4 separate regions of the Homo sapiens genome follow, and regions 1, 2 and 3 are each linked to region 4. The links are chromatin contacts, found by Hi-C or POLR2A ChIA-PET in ENCODE. All regions are on one chromosome and are shown on one strand. The core of a region is the stretch at or near the end of the contact, and the rest is flanking DNA. Distances in the headings are between cores, read along the strand shown.

Region 1 (3,341 bases), core at 333-2,832, 580 kb after region 4:
TCAAGCAATCCTCTTGCCTTAGCCTGCCAAGTAGCTGGGACTACAGTTGCACACCACCATGCCCAGCTATGTATTTATTTAAAAAAAATTTTTTTAGAGGTGGAGTCTTGCCGTGTTACCCAGACTTGTCTCAGATTCTGACTTCAAGCAATCCTCTTGCCTCAGCCTCCAGAGTTGCTGGGATTAGAGGTGTGAGCCACCATGCCCAGCTGAGGCATCATTTTTGTTGCTCCTTATTTCTCACTATACTGTACAATGCAACTTATTTTTCTTTGTTTGCAACTCTTCAAGGGGTAGCAATAATTGAAGATACTCAATTAATTAGTTTGAAGAGGCCAGTATCTTCTTGTGTGACCACTGGAATCAGAAACAATTTATCTCCACAAATCTGTCTGAAAATGCATGTCCAATATGGTAAAATATTCTCCATTTTGTTGATCATTTGTGTCAAATTTTAATCCCAAGGTGACTTCCTTTTCACAGCTGGACATCTTTCTAAACCATGAAGACTGATTTGACTAAACTAACACTAGGATGATAAATCCCATCACAGATAAAAAAGAAAAAAATCCATTCTGCATGCCTAAAGCAATACTTTAAAGAGACTTTGCTATTTATTAACTGTTCATATTGCTGCTTTTTTGTTTAGCATAGCTAATGCTCCTTTTGAAAACTATTTTGAATTTTATGGAAGTTTATTGCAAATTATCTTTTTATTTTATAAACTGTATTGGTCCGTTCTCATGCTGCTATGAAGACATACCTGAGACTGGGTAATTCATAAAGAAAAGAGGTTTAATTGACTCACAGTTCCACATGGATAGGGAGGCCTCAGGAAACTTACAATCATGGCGGAAGGGGAAGCAAACATGTTCTCCCTCACATGGTGGCAGGAGAGAGAAATGTAGAGTGAAAGGGGAAAATGCCTCTTATAAAACCACCAGATCTTGTGAGAACTCACTCACTATCACCAGAACAGCATGAGGGTATTGCCCCCATGATCTAATCACTTCCCATGTGGTCTCTCCCCCAACATGTGGGGATTACAACTAGGATTACAGTTCAAAATGAGATTTGATGGGGACACAGAGCCAGATCATATAACAAACTTCAAGAACTATTCCCAAATATTTCTCATTTCTTTTCCAAAAGATAACTGTGGAATAATTCTACCAAATGTTACAGAAATCAATGTATTCTGAGGAGTTTCTGGACATCCTCTATTTTTAAAGACCCCTGTTCCAGTGGGTATCTGTATCTCCTCTGCATTTGGATGTCTTTTCGGATCAGCTGAGCAATATCAGAGATCTATTGAATCCTTTCAACCTTCATATAAAAATGGCACGTTGGCCATAGCTTTGGCCTAGAACACAAAAATTGAGCACTTCAGTTCAACAAGACAATGATAAGTGGTGGAGCTCAGACAAGAGAGACAAAGAAATGACACTGCCATCTTTTGGAGAATTCAGAAGTTAGGGGTATGTTTTTGTCTTGTGCTCTTTCTGGCAAATATTTTCCCCTTATGCGTCATCTTGTCTTTTGCTAGGCATTACACATAGCAACAGCACCACCTATTGCCTATTCTGTTGGTTTGCTGTCACGAGGATTTTCCTAACGACTCATATACAGATACAGAGGATGCAGCTCACAGTTTCACTTTAATCGCCCTACCTTTGTTATCTTAATGAGCATCTTTATTGTACAGCAGTTTTATGGTTAGCTCAAAAGCTCACCACTATTAAAAAGATATTTTAAAATAAACCATTTCTTAGCTCCTAAACTCTCTCTTCTTCAAAATAACAAATTGTGTCAGTAGAGGGTGAATAAGTGATTCATCTTAGGAGGGATCTAAAGTTAACTTTAATAACACAAGCTAACTAACTAACCTAATTCTGTTTTATTTCCTTAGCCTCAAGTATTGTTTCTGCTTTCAGGAATAGACATGCTAGAGTTATGAGTTGATGTCAACTTCTTTTTTTAAACGCAACTACTCTTTTTTAAGTACAACTACAAGTTGTACTTGGTATTTGTGTACAATAGAATCTTGGGAGAACTTTATGAATATGTTATTTATTTAAAGATCCTTATTGGAGAAAGCATGGAAATTCTATTTTATTCCTACTTTTGCAGAATTGTGAAATAGACTGGATGAAATATGAGTCAAGATTGCTTTGAAGTTGGGTGTAATGATCTTCAGACCCAGAATGACTTCTAAAGAAATAATTAAAGTGAGCACTAATAGTCTTACCTACAGCTTCCTGATGTTGGGCCACATAAAAGCAATGACTCACACACAATAAGGGATGTGAAATGTTTGAAAAACAAGGGAAGGGAAGATGGAATTAGTACAGAGACTATCAAATCACAGCACAGGAAGTGCAGGCTCAAAGCAGAGCCTAGGACAGGGATCCCTCTGTGTGTGTGATGTACCGAGAAAGCACTCTTCAGGGTAAACCCTCAAGGGGATTAAAAGGGATGAGAAAGGATTGCAAGGATGTGGTCTTAGGTAAGGTCTAGCCTCAGGCAGATCCCATAGGGAGAGCTCTAAAACATAAGCCGTATCACAGATTTATGTCCCTATATCACTCAGTCACTGGCTGTTTGTCCATGGTTACACAGAGGGAAGACAAAACTTTCCTGGCAAGACACCCCTTCTGCACTGAAAGTAGTCCTCTGGGGAAAGAGTGGCTGGAAGCCATTTGGCATCTAACCTTCACAGCAACTGGGTGATGGGCATATGGAATGCCTAGGAACTGAAGGTAGACTTCAGACAAGAGTGCGAGTGGAAAGAACCCAGGCTGTTGCTGATGAGCTACACGAAGGCATTAAAAGCAAAAGACAAGGAAAGGACTGATGGGAGACACAACTGCTTTTTATTCTTAGCTAACACGTGGACAAAGCAGGGGTTAGGGGGACTGACCCCCTGTACAGTCTAAAATCTGTGTATAACTTTAGACTCCCTCAAAACTTAACTAGTAATAGCCTACTGTTGATTAGAAGCCTTACTAATAACATAAACTGTTGATTAACACATATTTTGTATGTTATGTGTATTATCTACTGTAGCCTTATAATAAAGTAAGCTAGAGAAAGGAAAATGTTATTAAGAAAATCCTACAGAAGATAAAATATATTTACTTTCCATCAGGTGGTACTGGGTCATTATAAAGGTCTTCAGTCTCATCATCTTCACATTGAATAGGCTGAAGAGGAGGAGGAAGATGAGAAATAGGTCTTGCTCTCTCAGGGGTGGCAGAGGAGGAAGAGATGAAGGAGATGAAAGGGGAAACAGGAGAGGCAGGCACACTCAGTGTAACTTTCATTGAAAACTTGTATATAAG
Region 2 (3,226 bases), core at 215-2,714, 550 kb before region 4:
ATGGGGTTTCACCGTATTGGTCAGGTTGGTCTCAAACTCCTGACCTCAGTGATCCACCCGCCTCGGCTTCCCAAAGCTTTGGGATTCCAGGCGTGAGCCATCGCGCCCAGCCTTAAATATAGATTTTAAAGAAACTCAACTTGCCATAGGAAACACATCTGGAAGTTGCTTGCCAGCCAAGAGTGTTTGTCTTCTGACCTAGTCAATTCCCTCAACCTTACAAACGAGGAAATTGGTCCAGAAAGTGACTTACATGGCCATGGCTAGTTCATGCCAGAGCAAAAATAGAATTAAGGTCTTCTGATATCCTGTAAAGGCCCTTTTTCTTCAACAAGGGGCTGGCTGTTCTATCTGAAACAAGCATAGCCTGAAGATAAGAAAAGGACAGCATGAAACTAAAATCGTTCAATTTTTTATTGGGGGGGTCTCAAATTTATTTTAGGAAAATTGTTTCAGAATGAGGGAAAGAATCCTGTGATTTAATTTTGAGGAAAAAAACATTCTTAGAAATGTTTCATAAACTGAAAATATTCTGTCCACTGAACATATTACCTTTGCCCATTAATTATAATTTTTGTATGTTCTGGAACCCAGAGAGAGTAACGAAGTTCTTGAAGTCTTAAAATGAATGGAAAATGATCCTGTTACATAACTCTTTGATAAACTAACTCCTGTCCAGTTACATAAGAGAATAACAAAACCCGTATTATATGTCCTCTGAACACATAACGCCACCTTTTGTAATTGTGCAAATTACTACCTTTAAAATGAGTTTCATCACTGGTGATATAAGTCATATCATAAAGGATAAACAGACGTTTTGACAGGTATCAGACATTTGGCTACAAAAGAAAAACAAGTTGTAGAGTCCATTTTCATTCAATGCTGTTTCTTTGAAGCAGACAGAAACCCAATGATGTCTCACACCACACCATGTGTTTATTTGATATTTTTGCATGGAGGCTGACTCTTTTACCCATGCTACAAGCTTCTCTTGCACTGAGCCACTAAATAGGGGTTGGCAAATGGAGAGGTTTAATTTAAACTGTGTATTTTCTTATCTGGGTTTTGCCTATCCTAACAAGGTGTTGTTGATTTGTTCAATGCAGCCCAAGACTAAAATAAATTTAAATACAAAGAAACAATGTGGTGTTGGCATCCTTCTGTGTGGTTAGCATCTGTGTATTGTGAAGGTATTTAGAAATGCCTTTTGGAATGCGGATGCAAGCAAGCACACCTAAGTATACGCAGGAGACATGGGAAGCACTGTGAAGGAGAGTAGGGTGGCAGGCATGAAGCAGAGAACAAGAGCACAGCCCAATTCCCATTACTTAATACAACGCATTGTGAGGCCAGAGCCTCGTGGGAGCCAATCACCAGCTGACAAAATTAGATTCTGAATCATGCTTTGTAATTCTTTCTAATGCCAGCCAGGGATGAGAGCCTGCTCTGGGAACTAGTCCCTCCCAGAACCTACCCCCCACCCAGTGTTCCTTATCAGCCCCCAGCCAGCTGTCAGCTTGTAAGGTTGCTGGACAGAGCATTTAATTCTCAAGGTTATGCATTAATATTCAAATTCTTTCTTATCCATAGACTGTGACTTAAGCATGAACTTTTTTTTTCCATCTCCACCCTCTTTCCTGCGTGAATTTCCTTCCATAGATTTTACCCCAAAACCTTTGAATTGAATGGCCACAGAAAGGAGAGCCATTTACAAAACGTGTCCTGAGCCAGTTCTTCTGCAACATAGGCATATCCCCAGAGAAATGCTCTTTATTTTCCAATTACAAAAACAAATCTTATTAAATATTATTTAAAATACATCTCCACCCCTAAATCCTCTTTTCCCCTCCAGCTGATGTCTGAAGTTGTTGGCAAGTAAATTGGAATTAGTTACGGTGGAAAATAAAGCTATCAGAATGTAGCCAGATATCTCATATTGCTTAGGATGGCCCTGGGTTTCACACGGATGCCTTGGAGAATACAAAGATTAGGACATTTACCAGGCAAAACTTAAATGATCTCAACAACAAAAATACACCTGCATGTTTACTAGGAACCATACAACTAAAAGGTGTGCATTATGAGAGATCTAAAAGCAATCCGTGCTATTTCATGTCAGAATGCATTTTGGCCTCAACTATCAGACTAATTTAAAGAAAACTTAATGGGGTTTTGGTTTTGTGTTAGTTAATGCTAGTGTTCATTATCTGTACAAAGCACCTTGATGTTTAATTTACTTTCCATTTGTGGGATAACTCACAGTCCAATGTAGGAAAGTCCTGTTCACTCAATTGAATAAACAGTTATCAGTGGCAATCTGCACCGAAGGCACAGGCACTTTAAAGGATACAGAGATACAAGGACGATGCCTGCTCTCATGGATTTTTTATTATAAGCAGGCAGGTAGATCTTTTGCAAATTTCCATCTAGACTCTCCACTAGCTTTAGGGCTTTGAATAAATTATTTAAATGTTCTAGCCAGAAGGATCACTTGAGGCCAGGAGTTCAAGACCAATGTCAGCAATATAGTGAGACCCCTTCTCTACAAAAAACAAAATTAGCCAGGTGTGGTGTCGCACCTGTAGTCCTAGTTACTCAGGAGGCTGAGGCAGGAGGATCCCTTCAACTCAGGAGTTTGAGGCTACAGTGAGCTGTGATCATGCTTCTGCTCTCCAGCCTGGATGACAGAGCAAGACCCTGTCTCTATAAATAAATAAATAATAAAATAAATAAATAATACTCTAAGCTTCAGTTTCCTCACGTATAAAGCGATAACCTCAATGTTTTTTCTTAGGCTTGAAGAAACCAAAACATAGGCATTAGCCTTAACACACTGCTCAAAACACAGTAAGCCAAAAATAAGTATTATATGATTATTAGCTATTCTGATAGAAAAGATAAACTTATCTTTCAAAAAACTAACAATTTTAGATAAGATGCTGGAGCTCAGAGCCAGGTTTTAGAAATATTATAAAGCACATGGGGAGTATCTTCAGTTTATCTTCAAGTGTCCTTTAAACATAACCCTTTCCTTGTTTGAGAGCTGCAACCCAGGTAACCATGCCCTCAGGGTTATGGGAATGGACCTAGACATGGCCTACTGCAGAGGCAAGCTCATTCTTGACTTCCTACCTTTGATCAATACTCACCGGACATGTGTGCCATACACTCAGGGCTCCACTTTCTTTCGTATTAATCTAATAAAACAAACCAAACAAGAATG
Region 3 (3,400 bases), core at 775-3,274, 830 kb before region 4:
CCATCAATTTCCTCATCTATTTTTTTCTTAAGGGAGTGGGGAGAGGAAAATATCCCAATCAACTACAAAGAAAAACTTAACACTTTGAAATAAGCAAAAGAGATTACTGGATATTCTTTTAATAAAATGCTACAGCCTCCTGGGATTATCTAGTCCCATGGAATACCCTCCATATCTTTGACTAGGCCATTGTACAACTCAGTAGAGATCAAAGTTAGCATGTAGAGAACAAGCAATGCAAATTACTCTTGACCATAAGCATGCAAATAATTCTGTCTGAGGCAGGGTAGAGAGGCAAATCTTCCTCTGAAAAAGGTGACTTTGTGTCCATTTTAAGTTTTCAATATTCCTGATTTAGAAATATATCTGTTTTTGGATTTTTTTTTCTTTGAGCCAGTTTTAACATCTTTTTCAGTTTTCTCATTTAATTAATGGATTAAATAAAATATCTGATACATGTTCACTTTATATTTCTGAATGAGAGTCACAGTGTTACCTTTTCATGAAAATCATCTTTAAAAGCTACTAATCAGGTAGAGCTAGCAGCTGGCAGGATCCAAAGAAAAGCCACTGTATCAGTGATGGCCTAGCTAAGCCCATGGGCCAACTCCAACTGGATGCCTATTTTGGCAGAGCCCAAAGCCTCTGCAAAACAGAAATTGTTTTTAATTTTTTAAATGTTTGAAATAAATGCTTTAAAATAATTTTTAAAGGTTTTAAAATTTTTATTTGAAATGTTTTTTAAATTTTTAAGAGGTAATAAGAATATTTCACAACACATTTCAAGTTTTCATTTTATTTCCAATTTCAAATTCAAATTTTAGTGTCTATAAGTTTTTCCAAAAAAAATACAGTAAGTCACCAATAGGTTCTTTGAAAATGTAACTTTAAGCAAAACCACTTATAAAAAAAACATGTTTTTTCCTTATCATTAGGCTTTGAAAAAAGAAATGTTATTTGAGGACCTGCCGTATGTTGTTTCACTTAAAGTCATAGTGATATGGTTAGACTTTGTGTCCCCACCCAAATCTCATCTTGAATTGTGGTTCCCATAATCCCCACCTGTCATGGGAGGGACCAGGTAGAGAGAATTGAACCATGGGGCTGTTTCCCCCATCCTGTTCTCATGATAGTGAATAAGTCTCGTGAGATCTGATGGTTTTATAAAGGGCAGTTACCCTGCACATGTTCTCTTGCCTGCCACCATGTAAGACATGCCTTTGCACCTCGTTCGCCTTCTGCCATGATTCGTTGTCTCCCCAGACGTGTGGAACTGTGAGTCAATTAAACCTCTTCCCTTTATAAATTACCCACTCTCAGGTATGTCTTTATTAACAGCATGAGAACAGGCTAATACACATAGTTTCCAAGAATTTATTGACGAAGTTAAGTAAGGACTTAAACTCTATGCCATTTATGCATTGTCTTTGGATACTTTCTCCTAAAAGGGCTGAATCGAAAAGTTGTGACAAAGAACCTATAGCTCACAAAGCTGAAAATGTTTGTTATTGGGCTCTCTATAAAAAAAGTTTGATAAAATCTGCTCTAGATTATCTTAAAGCAGTTCTTTCAAATGTTAAAAAGAATATGAGACTGAGCACAGTGGCTCACTCCTGTAATCCCACCACTTTGGGAGGCCAAGGCAGGTGAATGGCTTGAGGTCAGGAATTTGAGACCAGCCTGGCCAACATGGTGAAACCCTGTCTCTACTAAATATACAAAAATTAGCTGGGGGTAGTGACACATGCCTGTAATTCCAGCTACTTGGGAGGTTGAGGTAGGAGAATCACTTGAAACCAGGAGTCAGAGGTTGCAGTGAGTCAACATTGTGCCACTGCACTCCAGCCTGAATGACAAAGTGGGACTCCGTCTAAAAAAAAAAATATGAATCACATAGGATCTGGTAAACCTGCATATTCTGTTTCAGTTATCTGTGATGAAGTTTGAGATTTTGCATTCCTAACAAACTCCCAGATGACGTGAATGTTCTGACTCATGGTCCACACTTTGCAAAAGACTCTTCTACTTTTAAAAGAAGAAAAGAATATGCCTGACAAAGACTGCCTCAGCCAGGTTAGCAAGGTCAACATCAACAATGAATAAATCATGTTGATACTGTGTAACCTTCATATGATGCAACATTTTCTCCTTAAGCTCTTTCTCCTAAAAAACTAATAACCCCAGTCTAATCATGAGGAAAACACCACACAAATGCCAATAGGAGATAGTCTACAAAATTACCTGAACTGTACTCTCCAAAACTGTCAAGGAAGGACAGTCTGGGAATTTGTCACAGCCAAATAAGTCATGATAACTAAATGCAGTGTGGTTTCCCAGATCAGATGCTGGAACAGAAAACAGACATTAGGTAAGATCTGAGGAAATCTGAATAAATTAACAACCTAAATTAATAATATGGGTCAATATAGGTTCATTAGTTGTGACAAATATGCCATATTAATATAACCTGTTAATAATAAGGGAAATGATGCAAAGCCCATTGCAATTCTGACTATCTTTTCAAGTTTTCTGTTAATCTAAAACTGTTATTTAAAAAGTAATCTATCCTTATTTTATCAAATACTAAATAACAAGTTTTACCAAAAATTTTATAAATGGCTAACTCCAATCTTACAAAAACTCTCAGAATACAGAAAAAGAGGAAACATCTCACAGCTGATTTTTTGAGATTAGGGAAATGTCAATATCAAAATCAGACAAGGAGAGTATTAAACTTACTGTCTAGTGTCACTTATAAACACAGATATAAAAATATTAAATAGTATCTGTCAAATCAAATTCTATAATACATTAAAAGTAAACTTTTTTTAGGCTAAGCGTGGTGGCTTACGCCTGTAATCTCAACACTTTGGGAGATTGAGGTAGGCAGATCACTTGAGGTCAGGAGTTTGAGACCAGCCTGGCCAACATGGTGAAACCCCATCTCTACTAAAAATACAAAAACTAGCCGGGTGTGGTGGCGCATGTCTGTAATCACAGCTCCTTGGGAGGAGAATTGCTTAACCCTGGGAGGCGGATATTGCAGTGAGCCAAGGTTATGCCATTGCACTCTAGCCTGGGCAACAGAGTGAGACTCTGTCTCAAAAAAAAAAAAAAAAGTAAATAATTTTTGGTTAAGTTGGTTTTATCCCAGGAATACAATTAGTTTAACATTAGAAAGTAAGATTATATTATCTACTTTATTAACATATTAAAAGAAAAAACCTATATGATTATCTAAATAGATATGAAAAAGAGTGTTTGGATAAAATTAGCATTCACTTGTGGCTAAATATATATATGTAAATATACATATACAGATATCTTTAGCAATAATAGGAAAAACAATGATTTACTTAACCAGATAAACAATATCTTTAAAAATTATGGCAAACATTAT
Region 4 (3,487 bases), core at 723-3,222:
TGCCTACCTTTTAAGGACAAGGGATTGGATCTTGTGAATTCTGCATTTGATGGCCTGTGCTGTTTGCGAACTTCCAAGTACTCCTGAACTCTTGAATCAATGGTTTCTTTTAACAGTAAACAGACTTCCTAAAGCAAATAAAAAATTAGATATAACCTTCAAATTTAATGCAAAAAAATTAACATATATATTAAAAAGTTAACAATGAACATTTCATTTCATTTTGCTTTTTAATTTAGCTGTGAATGTTGAAAGGAATGTCATATGTGCTCATGAATAACACCGCAAATTTAAATTTGCTACTGAAGTTTGCTCGAAACCATGATGTTGGCTCACTGTGTGATCTGGGAAAGTCATTTCATTTCTTTCTGCCTCAGTTTCATATTTCTAAAAGAAAGATAAAAATATTTCAGTGTAAACATCAGGGCAAGGAGGTAATAAGTATGGTAAAGAATGCTTTCATATAAGTATCAATCAGTTGTACTGTGACAAATAGAAGAAATAAGTCAAGAAGAGCCAACACTGGCTGGCATCAAGGGCCCCAGGGAAACACCCAGTGTGGCCAGGGGACTGTAGACAGGGATGGGGCCAGGAGTAAGGGCATATTCATCCACTGCTGGTGCAACGGCATGGGGAACCCACACCACAGCCCAGTCAACAGCAAGCAGCCCCCCATGGTTTTAGGGGACTGTTTCATGTTTATAGGCACAGTGTTGCTAGATCTTTGTTCAAAAGGAGTCAGAAACAGTAATTTTTATATAAACTATCCCATTTTTCAAACTTGGTCTAAAAATTTTTAAAAATCTAAACACCATCATTCATTAGTTTCTGGTCTTGGGTTTACAAATCTACTCAAGAAGGAAACTGTTGAGCAGTGAGTTAAGCAGAGAACTGGAAATCACTAATCCTATTTTCTTCTACGCTCTTGTTGATGATACTGTATATGCCTTTGTTTTTGTAAAAACGTACTACACTCATGTACTAACAGTGAAAATAATATAATTTCTCTAAAGTAGATTAACATTTATTAGGCGACAGAAACACATGGTTTTAATTCAATTTCAGTATTCCTTATCACTAGTAAGTTTCAGGATAGGTCAATTGTTTTATTGTTTTGGTGTTATTTATAATAAAGGTAAACAAAAATTTAAGCCCAACACAATGGGAAGATACTCTTTGCAGTTGTTTCCTGCACTAACAGGAAATTGTGACCTAATGTAGAAAAAGAGAGTAAAATCATACACAAATCTAAATTTCTTAATTTAGATTAAGAACTGATGTATAAGAACTGATGATTCCTGTTTAATTCCCAAAGACTGCAGAAAACTCAGAGTTGCCCAGGTCACCTCAAACCTGTTTTGCTGGTTTCTTGCAATGTCATCTCAGGTTGATCTCTTAGAATCTTCACAAATTAAAACAACAAAATTTTTAGCTGTTCTAAAGAGCAATGATAGCAAAACTTTTCCTTTATTAAAAACACTTGTACTCCTCAAACAATATAGAAAACCCTTGATTTAACTCATGAGTGTGAGTTTCTAGATAAAGTACAAACACTGGTTTCCTCTCTCCTGCTTTTCATGTTGCAGCCTAAAGATGCAGTGCCTCATGGAATACAGAGATATCCCTTTACAGTTGAGTGTTTCGGCATTGTTCACACAACAAAAAGGCAGCCTTGCCGCCTCATAGGTTTTTTTTTTTTTAAAAAACAATTAAAGAATTTTGCTTCACATGCAGAGTTCAACTATGACTGGGCTAGAAAATATGTGAAAGACATACATGGAAACAAGGATTGCTAAAATTTGGCTATAAATGCCCTATAAGGCTAAAACTAAAAATAGCATGACAAAAATAAAGCAAAGGCTCATACACACAAACTTTCTCCCTCTAGCTGTGGGGCTTTCCTTCTGTGAGTCAGTTTGACGAATGCAAGGTAGACCAAGTGCAGTGTGATAGACACCAGTAACCGACCACACCACACGTCATGAAGCTTTCTCTTCAGAACCACAACAATGCAAGAAAAGAAAACTTCTCAGCTACCTTTGAGGGGCAGATAAGAAGAACAAGTTAAAATCAGTGCTCAAGACAGAGATGCAGAGGGCATCTCTAGGCTAACGGGCTGTGCTCGCTTCCTCGAGTTGACACATGGAACAGTTTGACTTCAACTGTTTGGGTACAAAGACTACTCGTGCTGCACTCAAAATAAACATATGTTAATACATGTAATTAGTTCTTTTTTCTAAAAAGGAACTGGATATTCTTAGGCTTTCACTGTATAAAATGACTGTTAAAATGGAATCAAATTGGTTGCTCATAAAATCCCAATCATGAGAGGATCTAAGGATAAAGAAGATGAAAGCCTGGGGACACTGAACCTAAGCTAAAGTCATAGCCTTTCTTCAACTAGCTTTTCTCCTTTCTTACGCACACACAAATGATCCCAGAGGAATTTTAACATCAGCGAATTGTTTTTTTTTTTTTTTTTTTTTGAGACAGGGTCTCACTCTGCCACCCATGGTGGAGTTCAGTGGCATGATCACAACTCTCACTGCAGCCTTAACCTCCTGGGCTCAAGTGATCCCCCCACCTCAGCCTCCAGAGTAGCTGGGATTCCAGACACAAGCCACCACATCTGGCTAATTTTTATACTTTTTATAGAGATGGGGGTTCACCATGTTGCCCAGGCTGGTCTTGAACTCCTAGACTCAGGCAATCCGCCTGCCTTGGGCTCCCAAAGTGCTGGGATTACAGGTGTGTGTCACTGCACCTGGCCAATATACATTTTAAAAGGGCAAATTAAAGAAGCAGCAGCAAACCGACCATTTGGTTTTGAGAGGCAAGCTCAGCCTGCTACAGCGACCTGCCCCTTGCAGCTGCCAGTGCAGCACTGCTCTGCAGGTCCTGTCATGCACTGCACAGCTTTGCTAAGTCATGCCCTGCTGCCCTCAAGTAGGTACTATGAGCATCCACGCAGCTGCATGTGGCTCCTAAAAAAACAAAAACCTAGCCTCACGCTTTGGCTATGAGGTGATTCACACACCCAGGGCTTTATTCTAAAGCATTCCAAATTAACTGAATCTTGGGCAAAACGGACTCAATATTAACAAGAAAGGTCTAAGGCCGATAAAGGTCTAAGGTGGCAAAGCCGAAAGGGAATGGAGAACAGGCCTGGAATGGTGGATTCCATAACATTGTTAATTTAAGTCAAGTCAGAAGATTTTGGGGTGAGGTCCCCTTGGGTGACTATTGGTCACTTTGGGGAAACGAGTGAACAGTTTTGAATCACAGCAACATGCGTTAGTAAGCTAGGAGTGGAATTATATGAAGGTAAGTGGCAGTAGGAGATGTTGATTGACTTGCTAAATATTTAAAAGTCCTGAAGAGAAGAGTCCACAGTTATTTACCTGAATGATAAATCCCACCATACAGAACCTTGTGCCTTCCTTTTCTCAGCTTTAGGTCACCAGGTATTCTTTGCAAAATAATGACA

Evidence for each region. Hi-C counts contacts between places; a loop is a spot of excess contacts on that map. ChIA-PET counts read pairs that join two places held with the same protein, here RNA polymerase II (POLR2A). Pooled maps may share reads with other maps.
Region 1: a loop to region 4 is called in a pooled map, with 3 times the contacts of the local background. The contact joins two enhancer-like sites. A Hi-C loop is called at or near these places in 9 of 168 maps with a recorded cell type or tissue (A673, MCF 10A, PC-9 and 6 more), 13 of 37 single-sample maps with no recorded cell type and 25 of 50 pooled maps.
Region 2: a loop to region 4 is called in a map of mammary epithelial cell, with 3 times the contacts of the local background. The contact joins two enhancer-like sites. A Hi-C loop is called at or near these places in 2 of 168 maps with a recorded cell type or tissue (HepG2 and mammary epithelial cell), 1 of 37 single-sample maps with no recorded cell type and 4 of 50 pooled maps. POLR2A ChIA-PET finds 5 or more read pairs at or near these places in 2 of 52 experiments (A673 and WTC11).
Region 3: a loop to region 4 is called in a map of PC-9, with 4 times the contacts of the local background. The contact joins two enhancer-like sites. A Hi-C loop is called at or near these places in 2 of 168 maps with a recorded cell type or tissue (A673 and PC-9), 3 of 37 single-sample maps with no recorded cell type and 3 of 50 pooled maps. POLR2A ChIA-PET finds 5 or more read pairs at or near these places in 1 of 52 experiments (MCF 10A).

The regions. Positions count from the first base shown.
Region 1 is chr20:9,976,797-9,980,137 of GRCh38, reverse strand. No RefSeq gene overlaps it. Among named protein-coding and RNA genes, the nearest start is that of PARAL1, 7.9 kb to the left of the region's middle. RefSeq lists an enhancer at 1,518-2,717. Within about 2 kb of position 1,582, at least 2 of the 41 ENCODE cell types and tissues checked have a DNase peak (open chromatin) inside an H3K27ac peak, as active enhancers do.
Region 2 is chr20:11,106,454-11,109,679 of GRCh38, reverse strand. No RefSeq gene overlaps it. Among named protein-coding and RNA genes, the nearest start is that of LINC02871, 82 kb to the right of the region's middle. Within about 2 kb of position 1,464, at least 2 of the 41 ENCODE cell types and tissues checked have a DNase peak (open chromatin) inside an H3K27ac peak, as active enhancers do.
Region 3 is chr20:11,385,960-11,389,359 of GRCh38, reverse strand. All of the region lies in intron 1 of LOC105372529 (a long non-coding RNA gene), which reads left to right. Among named protein-coding and RNA genes, the nearest start is that of LINC02871, 360 kb to the right of the region's middle. Within about 2 kb of position 2,024, at least 2 of the 41 ENCODE cell types and tissues checked have a DNase peak (open chromatin) inside an H3K27ac peak, as active enhancers do; they include PC-9, where a contact is called at or near this core.
Region 4 is chr20:10,557,341-10,560,827 of GRCh38, reverse strand. SLX4IP (SLX4 interacting protein) reads right to left here. Exons shown (of 8, transcript NM_001009608.3): 4 at 8-128. Among named protein-coding and RNA genes, the nearest start is that of MIR6870, 91 kb to the left of the region's middle. RefSeq lists an enhancer at 1,706-2,085. Within about 2 kb of position 1,972, at least 8 of the 41 ENCODE cell types and tissues checked have a DNase peak (open chromatin) inside an H3K27ac peak, as active enhancers do; they include PC-9, where a contact is called at or near this core.